2 separate regions of the Mus musculus genome follow, and region 1 is linked to region 2. A link is a loop called in an ENCODE intact Hi-C map of the cell type or tissue named here. Cell type or tissue: gastrocnemius. All regions are shown on one strand. Links, peaks and the distances in the headings refer to the core of each region. The heading gives the core; the rest is flanking DNA. Region 1 overlaps Swap70 (SWA-70 protein). Region 2 holds the start of Swap70 (SWA-70 protein).

What was found. Hi-C counts contacts between places; a loop is a spot of excess contacts. Peaks named below come from ENCODE experiments on the same cell type or tissue, not always from the same donor. Only the 100,000 strongest peaks of a DNase experiment are listed, where the experiment ranks them.
Region 1: it touches region 2 in a loop (2.5-fold over the local background); 17 of 42 quality-filtered maps call a loop at or near these places.

Annotation. Positions count from the first base shown.
Region 1 is chr7:110,266,574-110,276,748 of GRCm38, forward strand. It overlaps Swap70 (SWA-70 protein), which reads left to right. Exons shown (of 12, transcript NM_009302.3): 6 at 1,209-1,317; 7 at 3,327-3,508; 8 at 6,687-6,794; 9 at 8,062-8,228. Among named protein-coding and RNA genes, the nearest start is that of Gm32861, 17 kb to the right of the region's middle. In gastrocnemius, for the core only: a CTCF peak has its summit at 6,016; DNase peaks (open chromatin) are centred at 6,070 and 8,177; H3K27ac peaks cover 832 bases.
Region 2 is chr7:110,212,316-110,222,490 of GRCm38, forward strand. Swap70 (SWA-70 protein) reads left to right here and starts at 9,388. Exons shown (of 12, transcript NM_009302.3): 1 at 9,388-9,594. The coding sequence starts at 9,496. In gastrocnemius, for the core only: a CTCF peak has its summit at 8,939; no DNase peak of the experiment used is centred there; H3K4me3 peaks cover 405 bases; H3K27ac peaks cover 694 bases.

The DNA.
Region 1 (10,175 bases), core at 1,372-9,371, 54 kb after region 2:
CCTGCTGTAGCCTTGAACTCTTCATCCTTTTGCCTCTTTCTACACAGTACTAAGATGGCAAGTGTGGGCCTCCGTGTCTTCCTTGAGTGATATATTTTATAGCTGTTAATTCTGTAACGATGTAAAGTCCTAAAGAACAGAAGTTTTGTAGGGGCAAAGTGACACATATCTGTAAACCCAGCAATCAGGAGGCTGGAGGATTTCCTACTCTACCTGGCCAGGGCTACATGGCAAGACATTGTGTCAAAAAAAATTACTTTTTGTTTTTTAGACTTGATTTGTATATTAGCCACCACTAGTGTTTTGGTATTGTTGAATAACAATTAAAATCTGGGACTTCACACTCAAACTATAGAAATGGTATAAAGCTCTATTAATACTTTGTGGCGTGCTCATACTCCGCTAAACTGAGACCTAAGGATTTTCATAGGCGCTGCCGTTTCACTCACTCTCTTGAGAGAGGTCAAGAAGCACAGGGCACCAGCAGTAACAACTCAGGTGTAAGAAAAAGCCATAGCAGTCAGAGGTCTCCTATATGTGCTGTCCCTTCTAGGGTTCCTGCAGGGGACACTCTCAACTGCTAGAGTGCAAGCAAAGAGCATGGGTCTCCTTGTCCTTACTGGGTATTGTATTCATCTTATGTAGATGTGGCATCTCAGTCAGAGGTCACTGTGACCACACAGGAGGCTGCCTGGGGACAGCTTTAGTAGTCAGACATTTGCATTTTTAGGTGTTTTTCTTTTGGCACTGAGTTTCAGTTAGACTTACATGTTAAGAGATTAATTGAAATACATCAGAAGAAAACTAAGCCAGGTGTGGTGTGACACATGCCTGTAATCCCAGCATTTAGGAGGCTGGGGCTGAAGGGTCGTGAATTCAAGATCCTCCTAGTCTACGTTGTGAGACCCTGTCTCCATAAACAAAATGGTAGTTTCCTGCTGATGGACTACACTTCCCAGCTTCCTTGGAACTATGGAAGTCATTTCCACCTCAACAAGAGGCCACATCCTATCTTCCTCTGAACATTTTGGCATCCACATATGTGGGTGACAGAGATGCCACCTTGCCATGAATAAGCATGGTCCCACCTAAGGTCAGACCAAGTCTCTTTCTTTCTTCCTTTTCTCTTCCCTCAGCTGCTTTTAAAATAATCTAATACAAACAAAAAGAATAAAAATTTAAAGAACTAATTATGGTTTCTGTTTTAGTCTCTGCCTGACAAAGATGGAAAGAAATGTCTTTTTCTAATAAAATGCTTTGATAAGACCTTTGAAATCAGTGCCTCAGATAAGAAGAAGAAACAAGAATGGATTCAGGGTAGGACATTTTTTATTATTTTCCACAACAGGGAGCAGAAGGTGGGCATGGTATAGGCTTTTAGTCCCAGCACTGGGAGGTAGACAGGGAGGGGTAGGAGCTCTCTACACGGAGTGCCACGCCAGCCTGTGCTTCTAGAGACCCTGACAGGGAAAAACAAAACAACAGCAACAACAACAACAATCCCCAAAAACCAAAACCGTGAGTGCTCCAACTTTGTGTTTTCAAACCTCGCCTAGACACTGGCACAGTTTGTTTCCTTATGTCATGGCGATTGCCACATGAGAAACAAAACCAAGGAAACATAAGTTCCCCTTTTTTGGGGGGCGGGGGTTCGAGTCAGGGTTTCTCTGTGTAGCCCTGGCTGTCCTGGAACTCACTCTGTAGACCAGGCTGGCCTCGAACTCAGAGATCTGCCTGCCTCTGCCTCCCAAGTGCTGGGATTGCAGGCGTGTGCTACTACTGCCTGGCATAAGTTCCCTTTTTAAATTTTTTTGGCCAGTTTGTTTGACTTTGTGGGGACTAAACTATATTTTAGGTTTTACTGCCCTAATTCTTGAAAGAGTATGGAATTTTCCTCTAGGCATATGAAAAATGTTAGTGAATGTTGAGATTTTGGTCATGCACAAGATGGAAAAGGAATTTATGGAGTGGTTTTGTAACTCAAGAAACCGATAGCTTGAGGAGAGAGCATCGTGTTAGCATTTAAAAAGAAGTGGATGATGTAGCCTTACTCATTTGCTTAAATGATCTCAGAAGGAGCACAATAGACTGTTAGCACTGGTTGCTGATGGGCAGGAAGCCCAGGGCAAGAGTAGGCAGAAACACTTCCTGGATGTCTGTCTGTTCATGCTTCTCGAATTTGAACAATAGGTATTAGTTAACAAGACATTACATTTAAGTAGTTGAAAACACCAAGAGCCAGGTGTGGTAGGTTGTGCCAGTGATGCCACCAGGAGGCAGAGGCGGTAGATTGCTGTTGATTCAGAGCCAGTCTGCACTACATAATAGGTTTCAGGGCAACTTCACTTACAGAGTCAAACCAGAAAAGGGGCTAGAGAGATGGATGGCTCAGTGATGAACAGCACTGGCTGGTCCCCTAAATGATGTTCAATACCTACAGGTCCCAGGGCGTCCGACACCCTTCCTCTACCTTCTCGGGGATCAGATACACGCATGGCGCACAAACATACAGGCAGGCAAACTACTCATAAACATAAGATAAATTAAAAAAAAACAGAAAGAAATGAGATTTTATATGAAATGTGATATATGTATGCAGACAGTGTTCATCTGCAATATATGTGTCTTAGGAAGTCCTTTGTGTGCTATGCTATATAATAAATGGTAACTACTGTGATATGTATTTACATATAGGGAGGGAAGTGATTTCATAGACATAGCTGAGGGCAGAGTCTGTGTAATAGACTGCACATCAGATGCTAAGAACTTTGATTCTCTGCCCTTAGTGTGCCTTAATTTTTCTTGGCTTTAAAAACTGTTGTTATGTGTATGTGTGCTGATGATGTGTGTGTATGGGCATATATTGCCACATCTCATGTGTGGATCCCAAGGATTAAACTGGTCCAGGCTTTCACAGCTAAGTGTCTTTGCATGCTGAGTCATCTTGCCTGTCCTTATCTAGCATTTTGGGGAGTAGGAAAGGGCCAGGTATGTGGTATCAGCACTTGGTAACCAAAGACAGCAGGGTTGCTCTGAGTTTGAGGACAGACCAAACTGGGCTATCTAATGAAGCTCTGTCTTAGAAAGTGTGTGTGGGTGTATGTAGTGTGTAGTGTGTTTCCAGTGAAGTGTCTGTAAGCACAGGTGCACAGCTGTGGACCTGGACTCAGAAAAGACTTGAACGCACATCTTTCTCATGTGGGAGCTGGAGAAGCTGATACTGCCCAGGCTGAGCTCACTGGCACCATCGCACCCCGACTGGTGTTACATATTATTCGAGTTTAGATATATGTTGTAATTCCTGTTCTTTCTCCTTCTCCTTCTAGCCATTTACTCCACCATCCATCTGTTGAAGCTGGGCAGCCCCCCACCACACAAGGAAGCCCGCCAGCGTCGGAAAGAGCTCCGAAGGAAGCTGCTAGCCGAGCAGGAGGAGCTGGAGCGGCAGATGAAGGAACTCCAAGCCGCCAATGAAAACAAGCAACAGGAGCTGGAAAGCGTGAGGAAGGTTAGGCGCAGGACAGAGATGGCAAGGGAAACAGCAAGGGAAGCGCAAGCAACAGGAGCTGGAAAGCGTGAGGAAGGTTGGGCACAGGACAGAGACGGCAAGGGAAGCGCTGTCCCGCTTGGTACCCAAGCCACACACAGCCTCAGGAGCTTTGCTTTCTGCACAAAAGTTAGGAGTTGTTTGGTGAGCTGAGTTCTCAGAAGGTGTCCAGCCCTAGGGCTAGCAAGCTGTGTCTATAAGGGTAAAGCTCTGAGCTGTCCCTCTTAGAGATGGTGCTAAAGGGCTTAGACTTGAACCGTTGTTTTGTGTGTTCACACATGCTCTGACAGCTCTGTGGGATACACACACAGAAGTAGAACTGAGAAGTAGAAGGTGACCCAGATCTATAGGCAGGAAGGCTGGGCTCATGGAAGAGCCGCTGTCTTGAACAGTGCTGTTCACTCTGCTGCAGGAGGCTCTGTAGTCACCTGCTGCAGCCAGACATGGCGAATTCCAGTTTGTGACAATGACTAGTCATGTGTTTCTGAGGGGAACTAACTTGCTGTGGCGTTTGCTGGAGGTTCTTATGTCTTGCTGCTCTCAACGTCTCTTTGTGGTTTTACTGTGGTGTTGCGACTGCCGCTGTCCTTGTTTTACGGCAGGGCCTCAGTATGCAGCTTTGGCTGGCCCAAAGCTTCCTGTGTAGACCACACTGACCTCTAACTCAGAAATCAGCTCTGCCTGGGAGGAATGATGAGGCCACCATGTCTGGCACTGTCTTTGTTTTTTTTTTTTTATCTGTTTAGAATTTATAGAATGTGGACCAAGGTTTTCCATTATGTTGGGTAAAATTTCCATGTATTTCTTCAAGTATTTTTGCTCCCTTTTTACTTGTTCCACATGCTGTTGAACAGAATATTGTGTGTAACAGTCACCAGATTCTCTGATGCTGTTTATTTTTCTTGTTTTTCTGTCCTTCTGACTGTATAATTTCTGTGTATCTCTTTAGTAGCCCAAAGAGATTGTTGAGCCCCTCTAGTTGATTCTTTTTTGAAATAAGATCTTGAAGTCCTGGCTAGCCTTCAACTCTCTACATAGGGAAGTTGGCCTTGAACGTCTGCTCTTCCTCTTGCAGCTTCCAGTTCAGGAGTCCTAGGTGTGCTCCAGCACACCACGCCCTGGCTTCCTAATGCTGTGCACGCTGTGCACGGCGTGCACACCGTCCTCTAGAAGACTTACTCTTCAGTCGGTTCTTGAACATTGCAGCTCATCATTCTCCATTTGGTTCTTTTATATTAGCCTCTTTGGCCCTTGGTCTTGGGAAGATTATATGCCCAGTACAGGGGAACGCCAGGGCCAGGAAGCGGGAGTGGGTGGGTTGGGGAGTAGGGCAGGGGGAGGGTATAGGGGACTTTCAGGATAGCATTTGAAATGTAAATGAAGAAAATATCTAATAGAAAAAACTGAAATGGAAAAAAATTAATTAGCCTCTTTATTGATATGCTTTCTCCACTTGACCGAATATTGTTATTCCTTCTATTATATCTCTAACTGTGACTTCCTGTCATTCTTTTATAGTATATTTATTGTAATGGCTTTGTAGATATGCTCCTGTGCTGCTTCAAAGGCTGTGCCTGTTGACTGTTTTCCTACATAGGGGTTACACTTTCCTGTTTCCTCATACTTTTTTTTTTAGTTGAAAACTGGATGTTTTAGAAGATAAGGTGGTGTGGGAACTATGGATACTGATCCTGACACCCCTACCCGAAGCTTGCCATTGTGTGGTTATTTATTTAGTAGTGACTTGGCTGGACTATTTCCTGGACCCCCGAGGCCTTCAGTCTGCTCCTTAGGGCAGCAAGCTGGGGTGTGCGCAGCCACAGTCACCTGGCATGACCCTCCACACGGCTCTCCTCTTCTCCCTGTAGACTTTCCTTCCCGTCACCCCTGACTGACCGCTAGAGTTCACTGAGTTCTGGATGTTTGCTATGATTTCCGCAGTGCCTAGGAATGAAGCAGCCTCAGTCTGAGGTTAAGTTCAGACCCGTGTCCTCTCAAGGCCAGTCTTAGAGAGGGCTCTGCCTAGCCAGACCTTCCTGCTTCTGTCAGGCTTAACTAATCTGGTTGGTTTGCTTCCCGGTGGGACTGCTCTTAATCACTGCCCAAATCTCCTTTGTATGCCTTACATAGCAAAGTTATGTTTGGTGAGCGCTGCAGTGCTTGCTTTTCTCCTTGAGCGAAACTTCCCTGGAAGGCTGGGTGCGTGGGTGCTAGGGACCTATAACCTCAGCACTTGGAAGGCTGAAGCAGGAGGATTGCAAGTTGTATGAGCTTGTGTGGAGACAGCAGCACATACTTGGAGCCATCCACAGTCCTGCCTTAAGAGCAGAGGGCACCGCCTGCTGTCACCTCTGTTTCCTTCTCCCCCTGTGGAGCTTTTGCCCAAGTGAGTTTAGACCTGTCTTCTCTGCCTGCCAGCCTTGACCCCAGTGAAAACCCAGCAGCAGCTCTTCCCTTACCCAGCCTGGGCTGTGAGCAGAGGACAGAGGGCGCCCTTGTCTCAGCTTTCTTCTGCCAGGAGTGGCATTTCCTTCTTGCCTGGGGGAGGGGAGGGGGTGCCTGAAACACCACAGCCTTTTTGTTTTCTGTGTATTTGTTTGTTTGTGTTTTGCCTTTTGTCCTTTGAGGGTGGAATGGATCAACTTTGGGGCCTTGTGTATGCTGGGCAAGCACTCCACCGCTCAGGTACAGCTTCAACACGCTAGGATAATCTGCAAGCTTTAATGTGGTTTGTTTTTTTAAACCAGTTGTTCTTGGAGGGGGTTGAGGATGGGTGGGGGTGGGGGTTGAGGAAGCTCCCTGTGTCACCTGCCTGGAAGCTGAGCTGTGGTAACGAGTAAGGAATAGTGTGGTGGGAGACAGCACTGTATAGAAAGCTCCAGAACTAGGTCAGACTATGAGCATAGTTGCAAGTGATAATGATCCAGTGGTCTCCTCGGATTCTCTGTGTACAGTGTTTAGCATCGAGTCATTTGTACCGGATTTGTTTTATGCGCTGACTGGGCAGACTGGTCTCATAGCTTTTATTTAATTTTTATTAATTTAGTAATTTTATTAATTTTTGTTATATGCTTAAGCAAGAATTTCTCTTCCGCTGTAACAATCTTGCTTTTCTGGGGATGGGCTTCTGACTGATTAGAAACTGGAGGAAGCAGCCTCTCGTGCGGCAGACGAGGAAAAGAAACGCTTGCAGACTCAGGTGGAGCTACAGACCAGGTTCAGCACGGAGCTGGAGCGGGAGAAGCTGGTGAGTCTGAGAACCGCTGCCTCAGCTCTGGAAGGCCTGGCTGCTACTTCATCCTGGCTTTGCTGTGCCTTGGGTGGCTGCTGGGGGGGTTGTGTGCTTGTTTGTGCGTTATCCTTTATTAAGCATTTTCTGTGTACCAGAGAGGTAGAGGGAAAAGATGGGTGCCTTGTTTTCCACACCCCTAAGCAGAATTGTATGCTGTGGGGGTGATAAATGCTTAGTTAGTATGGTTACATGTCTTCATTTGCTTTGAGGTGTCCCTGTCATCCTGAGGCAGCCAGGATCCTTTTCATTCTCAAAAGGCTCGTGGTATGGACAGTGACTAGCTGTGAAAGAGTAAGCCTAAACCCACAGCATTTCTCCTCTGTAGTGAGGAAAGTGAACACAGACGTCTGAGCTCAGGGTGCTGCTCTGACCACGCCAAGGTCCAGTTGCTCTGTGGAGCCAGATGGTTACTGGAGCACACGTCTCTCATGGAATGCTGCTGTGCTGAGCCCTGTGCCTGAACAGGGTCTGCTTAGAGGCGAGATTCCTGTTTGTGTTCAGGAAGGTGCCTGTGATGCATGTGAAGATGTGCGGCTGCCTTCCTTCCCTGCTCTGCCTCTCTGAGCCCTAGTGTGATTGTGATTGGTGTGTGTTCCCTGCACAGGCCATTCTGTGAGCTCTCGGGACTCTCACGAGAACACTGGGAGCTAATGTTGGTGTCGTAATTTATAAACTTCAGAGAAGTACACCAGCATGTCTGAAAGTATGTGTGTCAGGGTACTGGGTATGGAACTCCGTGACTCACACATGTGAAGTAAACACTACCAGCAAGCGGTCCCCCAGCCCTGTCTTTATGTTTTTAAAAACAGGGATTAACTCCTCTTCAATCCAGAGGGGAAAGCCATGCACTTGTTAGTGCCCAGGGATGGGGAAGGAATTATAGGCAGTAGGACCTGCAGCTCATAGGCTGTTCTGCCTGGGCAAAGGCTCACTCTTAAGATTTGGAAAACAGGTTTCTGGCTTTAAAATAGAAAAGAATGTAAAGAGAAGTTCCACCTTTTTTTCTTGACTCGAATAAAAGTATAGAGTAGAAAGGATAACACATACAGAACAGGGGTGTGGCGTTGGGTTGCAGTTTATTTTCTTGAACTCCTAGCGTGGATGCTGAGTGTACCCTCCCGTTCCCTACATCCTTAGCCGAAAGGCAGAGGTGCGGTGGGAGCCTTGCCGTGGGACAAAGTCACCCAATTTAAGCAAGACCACCATCCTCTCATCCCTCCAGATCAGACAGCAGATGGAGGAGCAGGTTGCCCAGAAGTCCTCCGAACTGGAGCAGTATCTGCAGCGAGTTCGGGAGCTGGAAGACATGTACCTAAAGCTGCAGGAGGCTCTTGAGGACGAGAGGCAGGCCCGGCAGGATGAAGAGACTGTGCGCAAGCTTCAGGCCAGGTGCAGATGGTTTGCTGCCCTCTCCCTCGGGGGCTTTGCTTGCTCAGGATTCTAACACTGTTGTTTAGTCTGGGAGACCCTGCACATTGGGCTGGCAGGGGTGTTTCTTCTGATCGTGGGGTACAGAATCCTTTGCTTGGGGGTCTAAGGGCCTTGTACCGAGAGCATTCTGGTGGCCCTGTTTGCCGGGATGCACTTCATTCTACTCCAGAACGTCTATCTGCCAGATCAGCTGTAGTGGAAACTTGAGTTTGGCCTGAGTGGCCCTTGCTGCAGAGGCAGGACTGCCTTGGGCCAGGCTGCAACAGAGTTTGGTGGATGGGGGGGGGGGGGGGAGATATATATACTTTCTGTTGGTAGTGTGGGGTTGCCACCATTTCTTCACATGTAATCCAAGTTTTAAAGTTGAAACTAGATTTTGCCCCACCCCTGAACTTTTAAAATCTGGTTTACAATTTATGATATTTATATTCTCAGAGAAAAATTTTGATTTGAATTTTTTTCTTTTTGACTGCGTGTACATCTGTGTGAGGGTATTAGAAGCGCTGGAACTAGAGTCACAGGCAGGTGTGAGCCACCATGTGGGTGCTGTGAATTGAACCCAGGTTGTCTGGAAGAGCCACCTGTGCTAACCGCTGAGCCATCTCACCAGCCCCTGCTTTGGGTCTTTGTAACATCAGGGAGGATGCCAGAGGATGGGGAGCTGTCCTGGTTTAACCCATTGTCTCGTTTACTTCTTCATGAGGCCTTGTGGGAGGCAGTACAGATGTACCTGGGCCTTGAGCTGTAGCTCCCCACCCCATGTTGGGGAACAGTTAGAAGGTAAGCTGGTAGAATTTATACAGCTGCCAATCCTCATGTGAGAAGCAAAAGATGCTGTTTAAACCCGGGAAGAAAAGGAGAGGACCTGAGATGGCTCAGCAGGTAAGAGATGCTCGACACTGTGCAAGCCTGATGCCCCTAGTTCTATCGCTGCCACCCATGTCAAGGAGGAACGAGGAAACGGACTCACCGGGTTGCCCTCTGACCTCCACACACTTGCCATACCTCACACAGCACACACATACACATGATAATAAGTTAAAAATATTAAAAATGGAAAATAAACTGGAAAAGGCGTCTCCTCTAGTTGTATACTTAGCCAAAAGTGATGGGGCTGGTGAGATGGCTCAGGGGTAGAGGTCAGCTTGATCTCTGAGATCCACATGGTGTAAGGAGAACAAACCTGTCTAATCTCCACGCGTGCACCTCTGCATGCAGCCACACCCAAACAACATAACAAAAAGGCATCCAATGTTTCGTTTAGAAAAAACTGATTTGGGGCCACCCAGGTGACTTGGTGGGTAAAGCCGCTTGCTGCATAAGCCTGGCAGCCCAGGTCCAATCCATGGAACCCACAGGAAGGGGGAAGGAGAGAAGCTACTGCACAGGGTTGCCCTCTGCCCTCGACAGCTACTTGGAGCTATCAGTGGTGCTGTTGACAGTGGCATTAGCAGGTCATTCAGGAGAAGGTGCAAATCCCATTTCACTTCCAGAGAGTGGCACTCTGAGTGACACTAGACATATTTTGAGCTACAGATTTGTTCTTGCTGGGAGTTTATAGATTACTCTCATGCACAAAATCTATGGGGAAGGCATGTTTCGGTAGTTTTGAGGGAAATAGGATATAACACAGCAGAGATTAAGCCTCGGAAGAGCAGGTAACTCAGACGTTTACAGAAGTATCAGCGCTCCTGTGTGTGGGGTAGATGGTGCTTTCTGCAGTGGTGACTTTTCTCTGGCTTTGATAATGAGAAAAGCAACTAGGGAAAGGAGGGTTCGCTTTGGCTTGCGGTTCCAGAGGGGAGTCTGTAATTGCTGGGAAGGCATGGCGTGGTGGCAAGAGCAGGAAGTGGCTCATCCCCTCGCCATCCGCGAAAGGAACAGGAAATGAGGTGAGCCTTACAA
Region 2 (10,175 bases), core at 1,184-9,183:
TCCACATACATGTGATGTCTGGGCTGGTGTGGCTGAAATATGGAGATTGGCTTATATCCCTTCCCTCCATGTAGCCTTTCTGCTGTATGACTTAGTTTCTTATAGCCTGGCCACGTGATTCTGAGAGAAACAGCTCAGATATATATATATGGAGAGAGAGAGAGAGAGAGAGAGAGAGAGAGAGAGAGAGAGAGAGAGATGGATGTGTTGGTTGCTGAAACCAAATAACGAACAAGAAGCGACAATGCAGGAAGGATTTATTTTGGCTTGTGGTTTATAGTCCACTATGGCAGGAAGGGGAAGGTACAGCAGCAGGAGGCAACATTTATGAGCTGCTCACAGCTTGAGGGACCAGGAAGCGAAAAGGCAGACCAGCAGTGGAAGCAACAAGGAGAAAAGTAAATAATGTAGTTGACAAAGTTCCCAGTTGCTATCCAAAGGCCAGTGTTTTAAATAGATCTTCCATTGCATTTATTTAGTGTATGCACATGAGCATTTATGTTGGTGGGCACAAGTGGGCCATGGCATTATGTGGAGGTTGGAGAATAACCTTCAGGAGTTGGTTCTCTCCTTCCACCATACGGATCCAGGAATTGAGCTGAAGTGTCAAGTTTGGCAGCAAGCACTTTTATCTGTTGAGACATCTCACTAGCTCCATTAATAGGTCTTTTTTTTTTTTTTTTTTCCGAGACAGGGTTTCTCTGTGTAGCCCTGGCTGTCCTGGAACTCACTCTGTAGACCAAACTGGCCTCGAACTCAGAAATCCGCCTGCTTCTACCTCCTGAGTGCTGGGATTAAAGGTGTGCGCCACCATGCCCGGCTAATAGGTCTTTCTAGGGGCTGAAGAGTGGTTCAGTTGTTAAGCGCCCTTGCTGCTCTTACAGAGGACAAGAGTTTAGCTCTTAGTACTCACACTGGGGTGGCTCACACTGCCTGTAACTCTAGCTCCAAGGAATACAGACTGCTGGTTTCCATGGTTACTTGCACATGCATGTGCTCCCTCCTCCTATAGCATAATTACAAATTTTAAAAAGTACATTTTTCTTTTTAAAAAAGATTTATTTATCATTATATCTAAGTACACTGTAGCTATCTTCAGATGTACCAGAAGAGGGTGTCAGATCTCATTACAGATGGTTGTGAGCCACCATGTGGTTGCTGGGATTTGCACTCAGGACCTTCGGAAGAGCAGTCAGTTCTCTTAACCACTGAGCCATCTCTCCAGTCTAAAAGTATATTTTTCTAAGGATAAGCAGTAAAGCCTGTACACTCTGTTTTGAACACTGGCAGACATATAATGATGATATAAGAATGAAATAACATTAAACAATTCCATTCAGAACAGGAAGGAGGAAAAAAGGACATGAGACATACAGTAGTCATTTGTCCATAGGAATTCTGAAACTCATCCAGACTCATTTCTAGGTCTTTGATTAATGTCCAGTCTTGCTACAGGAGATTCTTGGCTCTGTTCTTCAGCCTGTTAGCACTACCTTTAGGCATGAAGAATATCTAAGGAGATATTTTCCAAGGAGATAGTCTGTGTTTGCAAACCTGTTGCTTTCTCAGCCTGCCTACCCTCCCTCATTATATATTGAGTGCTCTGGGGCCTCTTTTTATTTTGAGTAGCATATCTGTTTTCAGTCTAAATTGATAATGCTTCTACCTATAAAAGTAAATTAAAAGCACAATGAAAGGGGCTAGAGAGATGGCTCGGTGGTTAGGAGAATTTGCTGCTTTTGGAGCTAGAGAAACCAGGTTTGGTTCCCAGATTCCACATGGTGCTTCCCATCCATCTATAACTCCCGTTCCAGGGGGTTCTGTTGGTGATTGGCTCCAGTGCTTTGAATTAATCCAGCTCCCCCAGGCTGGGAATCTGCTTTCCAAATGCTGAAGGGTCCTCATCTCCAGTTGTTTTTTGATTGATCAATAAACAACCAATGGCTGGGCAGGTAGACTGAGGTGGGACCTTTAGATTTGTGTGAGCTAGGAACTGGGAGAAAGGAAGAGAGGGGATTACCGTGACTCGGGGAGAAGTATAGGGCGTAAGAGCTGCAGAAGAGAAAGCCAACCAGCCATGTAAGAATTTGAGTAAGTGGCCACTGTCCACTTCCCCTGGGCGTGGGGTAGTAGGGGAAGGGTTAGGAGCTTCAGGAGTACAAGAGGGGAGCGTTCACTAGCAGGGGAAGGTTTAGGAGTGCCCATACTGTGAGCTAGTCATGGCATGTCAAAAATTAACTGGAGTGTGTGTGTGTGTGTGTGTGTGTGTGTGTGTGTGTGTATTTGTGAATCCAGAGGGCTCTGGTGGGTGTCTGGGAGTGTGACCCCCTGGAAGCATAAAGCGGTTTAGTCCAGAATTCTACAGAATTCAACACTCTATTCTGATATCCTTGGGCACGTAACGGACATACATACATGCACACAAAATACCCATGTACACGAAGTGAAATAAATAAACTTTAAGACAAACGCAAAACCAAAAATACCTCAGTGAGTTTTCAAGTAATAGTGTTGAAGTTCACTCTATCAGACAAAAAGCCACACCTTAAAGTCTCTTAAAAAAAAACATTCTTTTCTCTTTCTTGGATTTGGAGTTCAGTTCTGAGATGAAACTCTTAGGATTTCTCAGAGCTTTGTTTTCTAATTAGAAGAGTGCTCTTCAATCTTAGAACTGCTCCCTGTGTTGAGAAAACTCAGAAACTATTTTTACCCAGAGGCCGTGCTTTCCGTGAAATGTGCCAGCACACCCAGTCTTCAGTATTTGACCATTTCCTGCTTGGAGAGGCTTTTGTCTTTTGCTGGCAAAGACTAAGGATTAGAGGCAGCTTTATTTCTGAGCTTGCCAGTTGTGTGTGTGTGTGTGTGTGTGTGTGTGTGTGTGTGTGTGTGTGAGAGAGAGAGAGAGAGAGAGAGAGAGAGTCTACGTGAGTGTGCAGCCCAGAAGTTGATGTTAGCTGTCTTTCTTGATCACTCTCCACTTTATGTACTGAAGCAAGGTCTCTCAACCTACAACACTGTTCCTCTTACCTGACAAGTCAGTATTGGAGAATACAGGGTGTGGTGTTCTGAATAAGAATGGCCCTCATAGGTTCATATATTTAAATGTTTAGTTCCCAGTTAGTGGAACTGTTTGGGAAGGATTAAGAGGTGTGGCCTTGTTGGAAGAGGTGTGTCACTGGAGGTGGGCTTGGAGATTTCAAAAGCCCATGTCAGATCCAGTCTTTATCTGCAACTTACAGATCTGATGTGAGCTTTCAGCTATTGCTCCAAAGCCATGCCTGACTGTTTGTCATCATGTTCCCTGCTATGAAGATCATGAACTAACCCTTAGCAACTGTAAGCAAGCCTTGAGTTAAGTGCTTTCTTCTATGAATTGTCTTGGTTGTGGGGTCTTTTCAATAAAACAGTAACTAAGATGCAAGACTTGCTGCTGAGTACTTTCCTTTGTGGCTTTGTTCCCCAGAGGTCCGCACACCTTCTGGCACTATCAAGTCTAGTGAACAGGGAGGAAACTCTCAGATTAGTTCCAGCTTGATTTCTCTGTTCTGCAGCAGCAGAGCTGCAGTAATAGGATCTTGCAGTCTACTTCTAGTGGGCAACTAGGAGTCATAGCCATAGTCTATTCTGTTTGTGGAGAAGGTACTCTGGGTCTTTCCTGGTCAATAAGTCACAGGAACATACCCTATGCCTGGCACTATCCACTCATGCAGGTTCCTGTCTGTGCTCAAATCCTCTTAAAGTATTTTTAAATGAGCATATTCTATTTTATTCAATCATTTAACTAAAATTCATCTTAATCATAATCAAATTAATTATTTATTTAGTTAATTTTGTTTTTTCAAGATGGAGTTTCTTTGGATAGTCTTGGTTGTTCTGGAACCAGCTTTGTAGACCAGGCTGGCCTCAAACTCACAGGGATCTTCCTCCCCAATGCTGGGATTAAAGGTGTATGACAAAGTCTCCTAGCTTCCTTTCTATTTTTAAACTTTCAAAAATTACACATATAGCCGGGCGTGCTGGCATACGCCTTTGATCCCAGCACTCAGGAGGCAGAGGCAGGCGGATTTCTGAGTTCGAGGCCAGCCTGGTCTACAAAGTGAGTTCCAGGACAGCCAGGGCTATACAGAGAAACCCTGTCTCGAAAACCAAAAAAAAAAAAAAAAAAAAAAAGACACGTATTTATTTGGTGCATGTGTGTACACTAGTATGTATGTGTGTGGGCACACATATACCATGGTGAATATTTGGACCAACAGAGGACAGCTTTCTGGAGTTGACTCATTCCTTTCAATGTGCCTTCCAGGATTCAGAGTTGGTGGCTAATGCTTTTACCCACTGAGCCATCTGGCCAGCCTCTTAGTCTAAGTTTTGTAACTCCAGGCAACAGTGTTGTGGAGCTTTCTGTCACTATGTAACCGGTGTTGTCTTTATATAAGACCTTATTAGTTTGCTTCTAGAAGTATTGTAATGAAGTATCCCAGAATGAGTACCTTAAACCATATTAGTGCAGCATTAAGCAAGAGGGATTTAGTGTTAGGCGTTGGGAGAATAAGGGTGGGGGCTGGGGGAATGGAAGTGGGTGGTGGGTGTAGGCGGTGGGAAGTGTCTAATACCAGGTTGTTGCAGGCTTGGTTCTAGCTAAGGACTGTGAGGAAGGATGTATTCCATGTCTCTCTTTCAGCTATGGGCTGTTTGCTCAGCTCCTTAGTGTTCCTTAGCATGTAGAAGCATGTGACTCTGTCGCCTGCCTTTTTTCAGCTACGGGCTGTTTGCTCAACTCCTTAGTGTTCCTTAGCATGTAGAAGCATGTGACTCTGTCGTCTGCCTTCTTTCAGCTACTGGCTGTTTGCTCAACTCCTTAGTGTTCCTTAGCATGTAGAAGCATGTGACTCTGTTTGCATGGTGCTCTTCCCATGGGCATGTTTATGTCCAAATTCGTCCTGTTTATGTGGACACCAATCATATCAGATCAGAATTATCTCTAAAAAGACCCCATCTCCAAATGTGATTTTACTCTGAAGTATTGGGGGCTAGGACTTCAGCATGTGAATTTTGGGGATGACACTATCACCAGCTTTATTCTTTCTTTCCCTTACCTTCTTCTTTCACCTCTGTAGAAAGACTGTCTTGTGTATTGCATGGATGCATCACCTGTCCATTAAAAAACCCGTGGCCTATAGGAAAGGGTAGAATAGAAGGTGGGACATCTGGGAGGTAGAAAGAATTCTGCGGTGGAGCTAGGCATTGCCTGAGAAGATGTGAGTAGTCTAACGCTCAGTACCTGAGCACAGATAACCAGCCATGTGGCAGAAAGTAGATGAAAATAACGGGATAATGTAAATTATAATTCCAGTCAGAGAAGAGCCTAGTGATATGGCCAAGATATTTGTAAATATGTTTTTTTTTTTTTTGGTTTTTTGAGACAGGGTTTCTCTGTGTAGCCCTGGCTGTCCTGGAACTCACTTTGTAGACCAGGCTGGCCTCGAACTCAGAAATCCGCCTGCCTCTGCCTCCCGAGTGCTGGGATTAAAGGCTGTAAATATGTTTGAATCTGAGTCTATTTCTTTGAGCATGGGGCTGGGAGGAAGAGACAGGCTTAACTTCCCCACCCCCTCTCTCCCTCCATGTTTTGAGGTTGGGTCTTTCTATATAGCTCAGACAGGCCCTGACCTCACAATGCAGCTCAAGTTATCCCTGAATTTGATGATCTTCTTGTTTCAGTCTCCTGAGTGCTAGAACTTGAAATGTGTTCCCTGTGAGGCCTGGCCAGATGGCTCGGTGGTGGTGGTTAAGAGTGTGTACTGTGCTTGTAGATGATCTGAGTTTGGTTCCCAGTACCATGGTGGCAGCTCACAACTGCCTGTAGCTCCAGCTTCAGGGAGATATCATACCCTCTTATGGTCTCCTTGGATACCTGCACACATAAAGCACACACACACACATGTAAATATAAAGAATTTTTTTTTTTAATTTTCAGGAGGAGGCTAGGTGTGGTGATGTATACTTTTAATTTTACCACTCGAGGCAGAGGCAGAGGCAGAGGCAGAGGCAGAGGCAGAGGCAGAGGCAGAGGCAGAGGCAGAGGCAGAGGCAGAGGCAGAGGCAGAGGCAGAGGCAGAGGCAGAGGCAGAGGCAGAGGCAGAGGCAGAGGCAGACAAAAGGGCTATGAGTTGGAGACCAGCCAGGCCCTTGTCCATATAGGAAGTTCCCCCAACCCTAGCTAAAGCTACATAGTGAAAAACTGTCAAAAAGGGGGGTGGGTGGAATTTTAGGGAACTAAATTGTAGTTTGGCTAAATTGCCATAGGACAAATCCGTTATATGAGCCATATTGTGATAGTGTGTGCCACACTAGGTTTTCATTTAAGCCTCACATTATTTTAATAGCACTCTACTATCATGTTTATTTAATCATGCTAATCATTTAACTATCATGTTATTTAATAGTACTCCAGATAAATAATAGTACTCCACTCCATTTTACAAGCAAGGAAATGAAACTTCATATTTATTCATATTTAGTCATCTAAATGGGAAAGCCAAGATTCTGCCCCCATCTATGTAGTAACCACCCATCTTCCCAACTGACCCCAGATGACTTGTGCCTACTGATCTTCATTTAATAGTTTCACTCCCAACTAAATAGGACGAACCTGAGAAATTAGTAAGACATTGAACAAGTAAGTGATGATGAATGACATTCAGGGCAGGATTAAAAAAAAAAAGACACTGTAGGAGCAAGGTGTGGTGGTTCTTATTTGTAACACTAGCAAATAAACTAACTAACCAACTATGCAACCTAAAAGAAAAAGAGGATTATAAAACTAGGCACTTGGAAATAACAGAGTAGCCCAGAGTAAAGGCTGTGAAATATGCTTAGTGTCTGGAGTCTCAGTGTCATCCAGTGGCTAAACCGAACCTTCAGTATTAGGGTTTCTTCCTTCTTTCCTTCTTTCCTTCCTTCCTTCCTTCCTTCCTTCCTTCCTTCCTTCCTTCCTTCCTTCCTTTCCCTCCCATTCTCTTTCTCTTCACCTCCCCTTTTCCTCTTTCTCTTTCTTCCCCTCCTGAGGCAGAGTTTTGCTCTGTAGTCCTGGAATGCACTGTGCAGACCAGAGTGGCCTCAAACACGTAGCCATCCCCTACGCCTCCTTACCGAGTACAGCTGCATATTGCCATGCCTGGTTTAGTTTTTTTCTTTTTTTTTTTGTTTTTGTTTTTGCTTGTTTGTTTGGTTTTGCCACTATTTAGGGCAAGCTGAGTTGGCATAAATAAATTAGAGGTTAAACCATGTTTTTTGCTGACTGAAGACTTGGGCTGGAGCTAAAGAAGAGAAACAATAGAAACCACATTTTGGGAGGGCAGAGTAATCCTGACCAGTGGTAATGAAATAGCGTGGCACCCTCAAGGCTGTTAAAGTGAGGAAGAGGTGACATCATGATCCCTTTGTTTTGTTCCCACCTTCTGCTCTATGTGATTCCCTGTTGGTATTCTGTCTGGACTCTACCCCCATACAGCCAGGTATACTTCTTCCATAGTTACCTGGCAACAGCCAGGTAGGCATGGCCCACTATAAAAGGGGCCGCTTGGCCCCTCCTCCCTCTCTTGCTCTCATATGCTCTTGCCTCTCTCTTGCCTCTTGCCCCCTTGCTCCCCCTCGCTCCATTCCATTCCCCCCCTCTCTCCACGTGGTCATGGCTGGCCTCCATTTCTCTACTTTCTCCTTCTCTCTGCCTTTCTCTGCCTCTACAACTCTCTTAACTCCCCTCCCCATGCCCTGAATAAACTCTATTCTATACTATACCATGCTGTGTGGCTGGTCTCTCAGGGGGAAGGGATGCCTTGGCATGGGCCCGCAGAGGTACCCCCTTCCCCCACACCCAGATAGAACATATTCTTATAGCTCTTTCTCTTTTTATGATCACAATATTCCCTCTGCCCTTAAACTCATTGATGCAGCTTATTCTTTTTTTTTCTTTTTTTTTGACTCTTTCCAAATTAGTTTATCTCTCCTGTCCCCTTTAAAATAAGACATATGTGGACATCAAGAAGTTTATTAATTTACAGGCAGGGTTTCATTTAGTCCTGGCTAGCTTCAACCTCCATATGTAGCTAAGGATGTCATTGGACTTCTGAATTCCAAGCGCTGGGATTACAGACATGCACCACCATGCCTGGTCTAGCACCGTGTAGTGCTAAGGATAAATTCAGGGCTTTGTACATGTTAGATAAGAGCTCTACCAACTGAGCTACACCATAGGCCCAAAGGAACTTTAAAGAGGAAAAATAAACTACACTTTGATCTGGGAATCCCCTGCTTTTGACTTTTGATAGTTATCCTTTCCATAGTGTCTAAGGATTGTGCTATTGTGATGAGATTCAAGTTACCCAGTCACAGTCACTACCCCAGGCAGTGGGAAAGAGCCTTCTGGACCATCTGGTATCTATGCTCTTTCTATTTGTGGAGAATTTGAAGTCAGAAGAGTTCAAGTGTAAGAGATGCCATCTGGGCACTTCTCTAGGTCTGGATGGATTCTTTTAAGTGGTCAACCATTCTCATTATTAAAATAGATGGAGTGATTTGCATGATTTCCAATAATGGGAGCACAATCCACCAGCGACAGCAACTTTACCTCCGTGAAGCTCTTCCTAGGATGTGAACTGATCCTAAGCGGCAGAGGTTAGAAAGAAAATGTTGCTGGGCTTATTAACTTCTATTTTACTCATTTATTTATTTATTTATTTATTTATTGTAGGTGTGTGGGCATGCGGTGGAAGTCAGGAGACGACTTGCGATTCTCATTCCCCTATGTGGGTTTAGGAGAGAGAACTCAAAATCGTTAGGTTTGGCATCAAGAGCCTTTATCTATGAGCCTTTATAAGCCTATCATTGACTTCTTAACTCTTCTTAAAACTTGTTGCTCTGCCCCTAGAGGCCACTACAGAGGGCCATCAATGCATATTTGCAAAGTGCATGAAGCAACTTTCTTAGATTTCTATTTTTGTTTCTGTCTCCTTCTTTATCCTTCCTGATTTGGGACTGAGCATTCCAGGCTCTGCCTGGACATTTTTCGGGGTCTTGTCTGGCCTCTTAAGACCGTGACTCCATCCCAGGACTGAACCAAGACTCCTTTAATAACTGTGAGACTCCTGCAAAAGCCTCAGTGGCTGATCACTCCAGTCTTGAGTGTTCCTCGGGCTGGTGGGCATTCCTTTGGGAGCACATGCGAGCTTTGAAAATGGCCTGAGTTGGTGTGGAAACCCACCACAAGGACTTTGCGTGTTGTTTACGTCCCCGTAGTGGGCAGAGGGTATCCCAGGGCTGGTTGGTAAGACGGAGGGGCGGGACCAGAGGGGTGTGCCCTTTGGGAGGGCGGGGCCTGCAGCGGTCAGGTGACCGCGCGGCGGGCCGAGTCTTCTGTGGGGATCCTGCAGGAGGCAGAGGCGCTGAGTTGCCGACTGGGCTGACCAGGTCTGTTAGGGCAGCGCGGCCGCGGCCATGAGGGGCTTGAAAGACGAACTGCTCAAAGCCATTTGGCACGCCTTCACCGCGCTCGACCTGGACCGCAGCGGCAAGGTCTCCAAGTCGCAACTCAAGGTGAGCCCCCTGCCGGCGCTCTTCCTGTAGGGCACGGGACCCGCGGCGGTGTCCGCAGGGAGGGCTGCTTGGGAATGTGGCGGGGCGGCGGTCCTCACTCTTCCTCAGGCCTCCGGGCGGTGCGCGGGGGTGGACGCGCTCCTGCGGCTCCCGCGACGGCCGAGGTGCGCTCCGAGAGGCGCCGCGGGACCCGCAGAGCGTCTCCCCCCGCCACGGGCTGTATGGGGGCCCGGGAGCCTCAGGCTCGCCTCCGGGACGCTGAGCAGAGCCTCCCCGCCCCGGCGTCCGCAGACCTTGGGGCCAGTGAGAGCGCGTGCGGAGCGGCCCCGGGTCTTACGGGCTCCCTGCAAAGGCCATTGCTTTTGCAGAGTCCTCCTCAGGGCTGCCTAAAGACTCCAGAGTATGAGGTACGCATAAAGGGATACTTGTAAGTCGAGTAAACCCCAAAGTGGCACCCAGCCAGGAGAAATTGGCAGCGTCTTGAAAAGCCTGAAATATAGAAACAGACAAGAGGAGCCATTCAACAGGCATTTTTAAAATATACACATTTTGGATCTGAATGACTGGGTTTTCTTAGCCTC